2 separate regions of the Homo sapiens genome follow, and region 1 is linked to region 2. Evidence: chromatin contacts called from ENCODE Hi-C data. All regions are on one chromosome and are shown on one strand. Each heading gives the region's core, a stretch centred on a gene start or an enhancer-like site at or near the end of the contact. The rest is flanking DNA. Distances are from core to core; before and after follow the strand shown. Region 1 holds the start of CAPN10 (calpain 10). Region 2 overlaps LRRFIP1 (LRR binding FLII interacting protein 1).

Evidence for each region. A loop is a pair of places that touch in the nucleus more often than their neighbours do. Pooled maps may share reads with other maps.
Region 1: a loop to region 2 is called in a map of OCI-LY7, with 10 times the contacts of the local background. The contact joins the promoter of CAPN10 here to the enhancer-like site in region 2. A Hi-C loop is called at or near these places in 1 of 168 maps with a recorded cell type or tissue (OCI-LY7), 3 of 37 single-sample maps with no recorded cell type and 3 of 50 pooled maps.

Annotation. Positions count from the first base shown.
Region 1 is chr2:240,584,390-240,589,689 of GRCh38, reverse strand. CAPN10 (calpain 10) reads right to left here and starts at 2,956. Exons shown (of 12, transcript NM_023083.4): 1 at 2,638-2,956; 2 at 216-347. The coding sequence starts at 2,778. It overlaps CAPN10-DT (CAPN10 divergent transcript), which reads left to right and starts at 3,374. Exons shown (of 1, transcript NR_103792.1): 1 at 3,374-5,300. RefSeq lists a silencer at 2,690-2,919 and enhancers at 2,119-2,945, 2,884-3,178, 3,230-3,409, 4,400-4,769, 5,140-5,209.
Region 2 is chr2:237,696,777-237,702,086 of GRCh38, reverse strand. All of the region lies in intron 1 of LRRFIP1 (LRR binding FLII interacting protein 1), which reads right to left. Among named protein-coding and RNA genes, the nearest start is that of LRRFIP1, 72 kb to the right of the region's middle. RefSeq lists enhancers at 1,578-1,627, 1,638-1,687, 4,794-5,003 and a silencer at 3,681-3,730. Within about 2 kb of position 1,251, at least 31 of the 41 ENCODE cell types and tissues checked have a DNase peak (open chromatin) inside an H3K27ac peak, as active enhancers do; they include OCI-LY7, where a contact is called at or near this core.

The DNA of each region.
Region 1 (5,300 bases), core at 1,707-4,206, 2.9 Mb before region 2:
AGCCTTCTGGCGAGGCCAAGGCACCCCCCCCTGCAGCAGAGGGACAGAGTGCAGTCCTCAGCCTCTGCCTTGGAACTCTCCTGCCTTCCCCCAACACAGCAGGAGATCCGGCTGCGGCACAGCTCTGCTTTCGCAAGGCCTCCTGGTACTCAGCAGGCTGGAGAAACGCAAAAAGAAACCGGCTCCAGGACAAACACAGGGAAGGGGCCCCGCACCTGGTCCAGGAGGTGCCTGCTCTTCTGCAGCGCGGCGCAGGCACACAGGAACCAGCAATCCCCCAGCAGCCCCTGCTTCACCTGCCCTTCCCGTGGGTCATCTGGAAACAGCCGGGGTGTGGCACAAATCTCCTGAGATACAGAAAGTTGTCCAGAGTTAGATCATGCCTGCTGTGGAACCCTTCAAACTAAGAACCCAAGGCTCTAGATGACAGGAGTTGGGGTGGAGCTTTTCCGATCATCAGTGTTACCCAAAAAGGGACAGGAAGGTGGTTTCCTGCAGCGGGTGTCCTTCAGCTCCTGGCTTCAAATGCCTCTGTCCAGCTTAATTCTGGGGTGCCTTCCTTCCTTACTGGAAAAATCCCAAACTCTAGCAAGCTCCTTCTCAAAACAGCTAAATGTTGGCTTCGAAAAGTTTCACTTTTTACTCATGCTGGTAAATCTCAAATGTGTCCTCCATCCTGCTGGAAATCTGTTTCTCTAGCAGGCTCCATTTCCCACACCCCCTAACTATCATATACCTTCCCCTTTCTCCCCGTCTACTCAAAACATCCACACTGCCCTTGCCCACCCCTCTGAGCTTCGACCTTGCCTCCTGCTTCTGGACCTGACCCTCTCTCCTGCCCTCAGAGCCTGGGCTCCTCTCACAACTCCTTCCCTTCCAGCTCCCCGGGCAGAATCCCACCCCCATGTTCTTTAAGACATTATCTCTCAGCACCATAGTCTCCTTCAGGCTTCTCTTCATTACAGCTCTTGAAAGAGCTGCCATGCCCACTACCTGCTTCCCATTCACTCTCCACACAGGCTCCTCTAGCTTCTGAGCCAATCATGGCCCCTAAACTGCCTCGATCAATGTCGCTGTCACCTCTATGTTATCAAACCCACTGGGCTTCTCTTGGTCCCAACTCTCTTCCCCAACTACTCAGCAGCATTCACAACAGCAGAACAGCCATCTGCTGCCCCTGAGGTGGTCCCCACTCAGCTTCTGTGAGGCCGCATGCTCCCCGGGTGTCCTCTCCCTCACTGCCTGCTGCTTCTCAAGTCTATCTGTCAGGGCACCTGCCTGACCCCAAGAAATGTTAGGGTTCCTCAAGGCTCAGCCCCAAGGCCCCCTTCTTCTTTACTGATACTCCCCCGAGACACTCTCCCAGGCTGTGGACTGTAAACCATCTAATATGCTCCGCCTCCCAGAAGAATGCCTCTAGCCTATCCCTGCTCCGTATCCACCTGCCTCCAGGACAGATCCACCTGCCTCCAGGACAGCTCCACCTGAAGACGTGAGAGCAAAGCCCAACTCTAGGTCACCCCCAGGCTCTGTCCCAGGACCACCATCCACCCACCTGTTCAGGCCAGAAACCCAGAAGGCATGTTGATCCCTCCACTATCCTCACCCTCTATTTCAATCAGTCACTATGGCCTCTCGATCCCCCCTGCAAGGTACGTCTCAAACCAATCTACTCCAAACCCACATCCTAACAGTCGTCAAGCTAATCTGAGCCCCTTCATCTTTCTCCAGGACCACTACAATGGACCCTTGCATTCTTGCCCCGACAACCCACTTCCCACCCAGCAGCAAGAGTGAGCTTGTAAAAACACACATCCAAGAGAACCACTCCTCTACCAAAACCCTCTAGTGGCCTCCAGCTGCACCTAAAATCAATCTTTTAACAAAATAAAACCCAAATTCCAATGACAAGGCTCTACATGGTCTGACCCTTGCCTCCTCCCAGGCCCTTCAGTGTTGTCCAAGGAAACCAGGTGGCCTGTCAAAGCCATCTCAGTCACGAGAGCCCAGAAGTTCCAGCTCTGTTCGAAGACTGGCGGCCATCAGTTGTCTCCGCTAAGACCGCATCCACTTAGGGCAAGGTTGCTCCCTGGGCAGTCTTATTCAGCAGATAAACCATTTCTAAAAATATGAACACAGCACTCGGCCAGGGCATCCCTTGGAGGTGCCATTTCTAGGTGTTACAACTGGAAAGGCAGGTGCACAAAATCCAAAACTGAAATTCTATCACGCTTTGCTTTGTGGGCTCGGCCTAGCCACTTCAGAGGGGCACGAGCGGCCCTCTCTGCGGGAGGAGCAGACACAAACGCTCTTCAGGGCGAAAGCAAACAGGTGGGGCGGGGTTTGGGGCTCTGTTAAAACGCCTCTCGCAGCGCTCTGAGCCTCCTGGATTGGAGCTCTCGCAGGCGGAGGCCACGACCTAGTTTAGCGTCCTTAGGGTAGCGCCGAGTCCTGCTCGTTCTGGGCGGGGGTATGAAGGAGGTACGAAAAGAGGGGGCCGGGCGCCCACTTCTGAGGAGAACAACGGCGGACCCTGCGTTCGGAGCTACCCTGGCCGCCCACCCCGCCCCGCTCCCTGCGAGGAGCGGAGATCTCAGAAACCAGAAACGGCGCCCACCGCACCCCACACGGCCCCACCTGGGGCCGCCTCCACGTGATGTCCTCGCGGAACTGGGCCAGCGGCGTAGACAAGTCGCAGAAGAGCGAGGAGTCCGCGGCGGGGAAGGCGGCGTCCCGGAACAGCTCCCTCGCCGGCGTCGCGCCCCGGCCCGCCCGCATCCTCGGCTCCGCGGGCTCCCATCTGCAGCCGGTTGCCTCGGGGTCGCAGCCCCGGAGAGAAGGCGAGTCAGCCGCCGCCGCCTCCGGCCCGCCCCGCCCGTTCCCCGCCCGGCCCAGCCCTCCAAGCCCGAGGGCCCCGCAGGTGCTGGACCAGGCCAGTACGCCGGCCCGCTAGTCTCCCATTGGTAACCAGGCGGCAGCCAACCGGGCGTGGGGTCTCGGGTCACGTGACAGGCGGCCCAATCGCACTCGCGCGACGGAAAGCGCCACGGACGTCGGAGGCCCAGGGGGCGGGGCTCCCGAGCTCCGCTCTTTCGTGGTCGGGCGGCGGACCGCACTGTATTTTTTCCTTCCGGGGGCGGCGGAGCCCAGGGCTATCCCGGCCTCCGCTCATACCCGGAGGGCCGGCAGGCGTTCAGTCCTCCAGCCGGTGAGGCTCGGGCCGGGGTGTCGGGACCGCCTGAACACGCGGGCTCTGGGAGCTTCAGGGACCAGGGAGCCACCTCGGCCGAGTTGCGTCGCAGACTACAGCTCCCAGCATGCGCCGCCGCTCCCAGCATGCACCTTCCTCCCGAAACGCGTCTCTGCTTCCGGCGCTCTGCTGCGGAGGCCGTGGCCGCGGGTAGTTGGGAGGAACCGAGATTTACGCTTGGTAAGGCAAGTTGCGAGCTGTCCGGCGCCGGTCGAGTTCCTGCCGCCGTCGTCGTCAGGCAGGGGAGAAGGGGGCCTCAACCCCTCTAGTGACAGCTGTTTGCTACCTAATAGGGCTTTTCATCCCACCGGGCCCCAGGGCCTTCGTTAGGAGCCCAGCAGGCTCAACTTCTTGCTGTGGTTCTGGAAAAGGGAGTGACCACCTGGCTCAACACCTCTCTCTGTGATGTGTTTGGGAGTTTTGGGAAATGAGACGGCTCCGAGGGAAGAGCTTGAGGGAGCGGCGTCGCACTCGTTCGACCTTCCCGGGCCTGGGCTTTGTTTCTAGGCATTTTAGGTTGAACGCTCTACATCTTAACTGGGGGCAGGGGAGGTGGCCAGAGCATCCCGCTGAGCGTTTTCCGATTCCCCAGATGGCCAGGCACCTGGTCCTGGTGGCTGGACAGTGACCCCGTGGACGCACATTTACAGCTATAGCCATTCAGTGCCGCGGGGAGGTGAGGATAGTGATCCTGGGACCTGCTCGAGGATTCACCCTTGCCCCAAGAACCTGTTCCATTCCCAGGAATGAAGGCGGTCAGGCAGGGGAGGAGAAGGGGGCCTCAACTCTTCTAGTGACAGCAGTTTGCCACCTAATAGAGCTTTTCAGATTTTGCCTCCTCAGGCCATTTTACTCAGCCTCGGACTATCAAGGATGGTCACATTGAAGCTGTTTTTCTGCAGTCAGGAGCGAAAAGTCCCGGCTGTTGAAGGAGAAACTGAATCTGGTTCAGGAGTCCCAGGTTCCTCCCTCTGAGAGGCCAGGTGGGGCCTGCGTGAGTAGCAGTTGTTCAGGTGGCAGGACACTGCTGTTTTCATCCCACCTGGCCCCAGGCCCCTGATTAGGGGCCCAGAGTGCTTATGTACTTGCCTCGGTCTGAGAAAGGGAGTGACTGCATAGCCCAACACCTGTGGGATGCCTCACTGCCCAGATGTTTCATCTCCGGGATGCTTCATTGCCCATTCAGCACCCTCTATGGTGCTGACTCTTCCGGAAGATGTTTCTGATTCCTTGCTAGGCTGGTGGTTGCACCATAGCTGAGAGGACTCAAGAAGAGCCTGGTCTCAGCTTCACCTAGGAGTCCCGGAGGAGTAAGAAACACGTATCTTTCCTGTTCTGGGCACATATGGGTGGGTAGCAGAGCTGAGGCTAGCTGAGGATCCCGACTCTCCTTTGGGAGCCTTTGTTGTGCCGCTCTCCCAGGCTGATCAGATCTGGAGAGCTAACAGCTTCCTGTGGCCACATCTGTGTCCAAGGCTGGGCCCATGCCTGTAGCCAGATTGCCAGGATCTGGAAGGGGCCAAGAGACAGCTGGTGCTGGGTAGGCAGCAGCCCTGTGTCAACCTGCCCCCACTATTACCCCATGCTGTGATTTGCATGTGGTCTGCCCCTGCCCAAAATGGTATTGAAATTTGAGCCTCAATGAGGCAGTGTTAGGAGGTGGTGCCTAGTAGGAGGAGTTTGGGTAATAGGGGTGGATCCCTCATGGATAGGTTAGTGTCCTTTGTGGAGGGGTGAGTTCCCATGAGAGCTGGTTAGAGAGTCAGCCTTCCTGCGGTTGTCTCTTGCTTCCTCTCTCGCCATATGGCCACGTAATCTCTTTGTGCATGCCTCTCCCCTTCTACTTGCTGCCTTGAGTTGAAGTAGCATGAGGCCCTCACCAGGTGCAGCTGCCCAATCTTGAAATTTCCACCAGAATTTTGAGCCAAATAAACCTGTTTTGCTTTTTTAAAAAAATAAATTCCCCCACCTTGGCTGGGCGCAGTGGCTCACGCCTGTAATCCCAGCACTTTGGGAGGCCGAGGCGGGCGGATCACGAGGTCAGATCGAG
Region 2 (5,310 bases), core at 2-2,501:
CTCTCCCAGCCACATTAATGCCAGCCCCACAGCCTGCTGTGGAGCCCAAGTCTATGGGGGCACCTCCCTGGGAGCCCCATCTGCCAGGCACCCAGCCCACAGGCCAGCTGGGGAGATAGGCACCAAAGTGACCCTTCTCCCCCTGCAGGGTCTTTTCTGGGCTGCATGGACCCATGCGTGACATCTCGGGAGCCAGGCTGGAGAGGCCTGCAGAAGACTGCGTGAAGAAGTCACCATCCCCATCCCGAGCCACAGATAAAAGCACATGTTAGGAGGTGCTTTGCAAAGGGACCCCACGGCATGCAGAGGGCCCTGAGGGGCTCTAGTTCTAGACAGAACCACACAGCAGAAACGGCTTCTACCGGGGCAGGGCACACAGGGCAGTGAGGTAAACAGTCTAACCCATGCCTGTTCTTCCAGGGCTCCCCATGGGCCTCCCGCTCAGAGCCCCAGAGATTCCCAGCTATAAGAAGACAGTCACCCAAAGATAATGGCCGTCCCTTCTTCCGGGTCAGGGAACTCAGGGACAGCCCGGCTCAGGCTGGGGGCTCAGGCCAAGGAGAACCAGAGAGAGAAGAAGTTATTGACCAGGACACAAGGAGAAACCCCAGCGGAGCGCAGAGTGGAGAGCCCTCCCGCACGCCCTCCTGGCCTAGCCCACATGTGCTTCCATCCTCGCATGGCCTCAGCCTGCGCTGGAGGTGTTGTAGGCAGTGGGAGTACTGCCTAAGGGTGGGGACAGCCCAACACCCTGAACCCCAATTCCAGTGACGTCTGGGGCTCTAGCAGCTCTAATGGCATTTGTATCCTTCTTGTGGCTCCTACCAGAAGATCATCATGTGGTCTCCTCAAAGAACAGAAACACAACCAACACTGGTGGGGCAGGGGCCCTGACTGCTGGCAAAGGGACAGCAGGTGCTGCGGGAGGCTCGCTGGGCAGCTTGCTTCAAAAGCCCCACACTCCTTCAGGGGATCCTGGCACTGCTCATACATTTCCTGAGCATTGAAGCTTTTCTGGGATTCCAGCCTAGTGTAGAATTACAGATCCCAGGGCCTCTCACCCTACAGTCACAGGAAATGTTCTTACTCTGCTTTTAAACTCTGTGGTGATACCCTAGGGGTCCAGAATTCTACACAGAAGCTGGAAGGGGTTTATGAGCCACAACTTTAGGGCAGGCAGTTCCTGAGAAATACTCTGACGTCACTCCTTCCACCCAGGCTGAGAAGGCCCTGCAGCCTGGAAAGCACCGCATGTGAACCAGAGGCGGCTCCCACCTCCCCCCGCAGAGCCCAGGGGAGACCCAGGGCATACAGCTCATGTGCAGATTCGTGGCTGCCATGCCCGCCGTTTGCCAGGAGCCTGTTAGCGCATATTAGGGACACCCAGTGGGCCAATGGACAGAGGACTGGACCATGAACAGCAGCTCTCCTCAGATGTCAGATGGAAATGACGCCCCACGGGGCTGTTCAGGGAGAGAAGCCGTTTGCCAGCTGTAAAGCACTCTGCAAACAGGAGGAAGTTCTCCTATTAATTACACACATTCATTTTCGCCTCCAGGTTTTAGCGTCAAGCAGAGAAGTGAAAAAGCAGCAGCATTATTTTTCTAGGCCCCATGATACATCACCAGTCTAGTTTATAACCTTTTTGGAAAAGTGTTAAGGATGTAATTCAAGTTCACTCACGTGAATGTGACAGGAATATGATGCAGCCGAAGCCTGAAGTGGCCACAAAGGCCAGTTTGTTCACAGACAAGCAGGGGCCTCGGTCCTTGTGCGATTCTTCCCCTGAGCTAAGAAGGAATCAAGCTCCTGGAGGGGCCGTGGTGTACCCAGGCTGTGACACGGGATCCCTTTCCTGAGCCACTTTGCTATAGGAAGTAGCCACAGCCACCAACTTTTGTTTTCTCTGCAAACCCCCCAACCCTCAGATGCAGTGGCCTCTAAAGTTTGCTATTCACAGCAACCAAGTGGGCCGGGTGATGTTCTCCTGCACAGACGTGGACAAGAACGGACGGCACAAGGCTAGCACCTCCGCAACGCAAGGGAGGCTCACCTCGGTTCCGTGTACCCACCACCCCATGTCCCCCAGAGGCGATGTGCACTGTATCTCAGTTCCAAAAGAAATGCTCATGTGGGCAATCTCACGAAGTCCCCCAGGAACCACAAAGAGCCTTCCCTACGGCCATGACTGTGAGAACGATCGTTACCAGGCACAGGGCACTCTGGGGTGGCAGCTGGCAGTGGCGGAAGTGTTGACTTAGAGGGCATTTTGGAAATGTTGGGGGGACTGGGATGTCAAAAAGATTGGGAAGAAGCTAAGGGTATTGGGGCGGGGGGGCAGGGCCAGGTCGGCCAACCATCCCGCATTCAGACACGCCTGCGATGGGAAGAACTTTTCCCTTGACTGCTCAGGAAGATAGAAAAACCACTGTTTTGGCCGGGTGCGGTGGCTCACGCCTGTAATCCCAGCACTTTGGGAGGCCGAGGCAGGCGGATCATCTGAGGTCAGGAGTTCAAGACCAGTCTGACCAACATAGTGAAATCCCATCTCTACTAAAAATACAAAATTAGCCGGGCATGGTGGCGCATGCCTATAATCCCAGCTACTCAGGAGGCTGAGGCAGGAGAATCACTTGAACCCGGGAGGCGGAGGTTGTAGTGAGCCGAGATCTCACCATTGCACTCCAGCCTGGGCGACAGAGCGAAATTCCATCTCAAAAAAAAAGAAAAAAAAAAAAAAGAAAAGAAAAACCACTATTTTTAATTTTTGGATTTACAAACTGATTGCAACTTACATATAAACTCAAAATATGTTTTACACAGTTCAAATATACATGAACTATTCCAGGAATGCAATCGACATGGAAATTGAAGGAAGATGATGATACTTGGCTTTGTTCAGAACTTTCCTGAGAGTTAGTCAACTTTGTAGAATGTCACGTCATAGACAGCAACATGAGGGGTGGTGTGTGGGTCTCAGTGCAACACACCTGTGTCAGCCTCCCTGTGACGCCAGGCACAGGTGTGTGCAGGTCTCATCACTGCATTCAACTGCTGGTGTACTTGGTCTTGAGTATTTCTATATCAAAATTCTTATTATGTTACTATAAACTACCTGTATTTTATTTTTTAAGGAAATGTTATATTGACTCGAAATTATGTGCGCTGGTTGACTTTCTCACCTATGCATTTCATTTCAGGCTAGTAAGGAAGTTAAGGAACTTGTAAAAAGACAGGGTTGAGAACCACAGCTTCAGAACTCCAGTGTGGATCTCTCGTCTCTCCATCACACTGTATGAACCAGCCCCGGCACAATTCAGAGCACAGGTCTGGGTGCCTGGTGCTCAGGCCATCATGAAGATTTGGATGGCATAAAGTTAGAGATCAAAGCCTAACTGATTACTTAAAACACTATGTTTCCATCAAAATTAACTCAGACAAATTATGGAGTAGACTGAAATTACCATGAAAGTTTACGGTAAGACGGCCACCTTCAAAGAAGGCTTTAGCTTACAAGGCTGCTCCTGGCCGGGCCCACAGGCCCCAGGAGCCAGCACACTGTCCTCTGCACTCGGGGGACCTGGCAGACAAGTCCAAGAAATGCTGGGTGCCGACTGCTTCTCTCAGCTATGGCTGCACTGTTCTCAGTAAAGGTCTGAGTTTATGCAGGTGCAGACTGTCAAGAAAGGAGTCTGAAGACCCAGCCACAGCCTCCAGCTTGGGCTCTGTCACCTACAGTTATGTGAGCCTGGATAAGTTACTCGGTTTTTGAACCCCAGCCCTCATTAAAGAAGTAGGAGGGGACGTAATCTTTAAGAGCTTCCTTCCCCTCTGAAATTCTTTGGGTTCATGCCAGAGGTGAATTATTTGTACACTGAGATTGTCCACAGACTGTGTCTGTTTTGCTACTGGAAATCTCCAGGCTTTGCTTTTCAGAATAATAAGCTTCTTTAAAGTCCTTCGCATCCTAAAATAGCAAACGTATTAATCGGGAACAAAATGATTGATGTTACTTTATTGATGACTCACACATTGACCTATTCAAACCTCACAACACAATCTTGGGCTTAGCAGCTACTCCCACTGGCGCTAAGAAATAAATACGCTATACAGTATCTTCCATGCAAGTGAACTTCTACTCTTGCTGTTAATACATTTCTTGCTTTTCCTGAGATGAATGAATCTTCATATTTCCTTCAATTGCCTCAACATGATGGAAATACAAGAACCATGACTACCACTAACAGAGACGTGCGGGACTGAGAGGCGAGGGCGGCTGGGCCTCCCCTGTGCCGTTTCCTCTCCAGGTGACAGGTTTCCCTCCAGGCAGCACGTCTGGGCTCCACTCCCTTCACCTTTGCCTGCTCTGCTCAAGACTGTCCTACAAACCCCAGACCTCTAGGGTTTCACAAAAACATTTAAATTGTTTCCTCTGAGAAGAAGGCTGAAAGCTCCACCAGCACCAGGGCAGCACACAGCAACTGACAATCTTTCCTATATTCAGTGGATATTCCCTGGAACCAGCTATAAAAGAAACAGCAGCTGTCATGTTTATCCTCCATGAACTTATCTACTTGGATGAGGTAGGGGAGGAGTTACATCATACCCAGAAAAATAAAAAGGCTTAAATCACAGCAGCTCTCAGGTGTATGCCGACATAAGCAGTAGTTAACATTTTAGCATGGTACAAAAATAGCAAAACAAGTTTCACAGCTATTTCATTTCTACCATTATTTTCCTTATGTAGAAAAGTAAAGCTCATTGGGCCGGGTGTGGTGGCTCATGCCTGTAATCCCAGCACTTTGGGAGGCCGAGATGGGAGGATCACTTGAGGTCAGGAGTTTGAGACCACCCCGGCCAATGTGGTGAAACCCCATCTCTACTAAAAATACAAAAATTAGCCGGGTGAGGTGGCAGGCACCTGTAGTCCCAGCTGCTTCAGAGGTCTGAGGCAGGAGAATCGGTTGCACCTGGGAAACGGAGGTTGCAGTGAGCTGAGATTGTGCCATTGCATTCCAGCCTGGGCAATCAAGCACGACTGTCTCAATAAAAAAAAAGAAGGAAAGTAAGTTCGTTCTTTGAATGTTCTCTTCTGTCTGGAAATTACCAGGCAGAGAACAGAAAAGTTTGACAGAGTGAAGACTTCCCAGTATGCATTCAAGACAAGGACTTCTGTCCTAAGAGGCAGCTTTGGTAAAAAGAAATCCTTCAGCCCCAATACTGGGGTATGAGACAGCAGGGCTGCCAAGAAAAGCTGACAACAGCGACAAAAGCAGCAGCAGCAGCCGTGGCAGCCACAGCTATATCTTG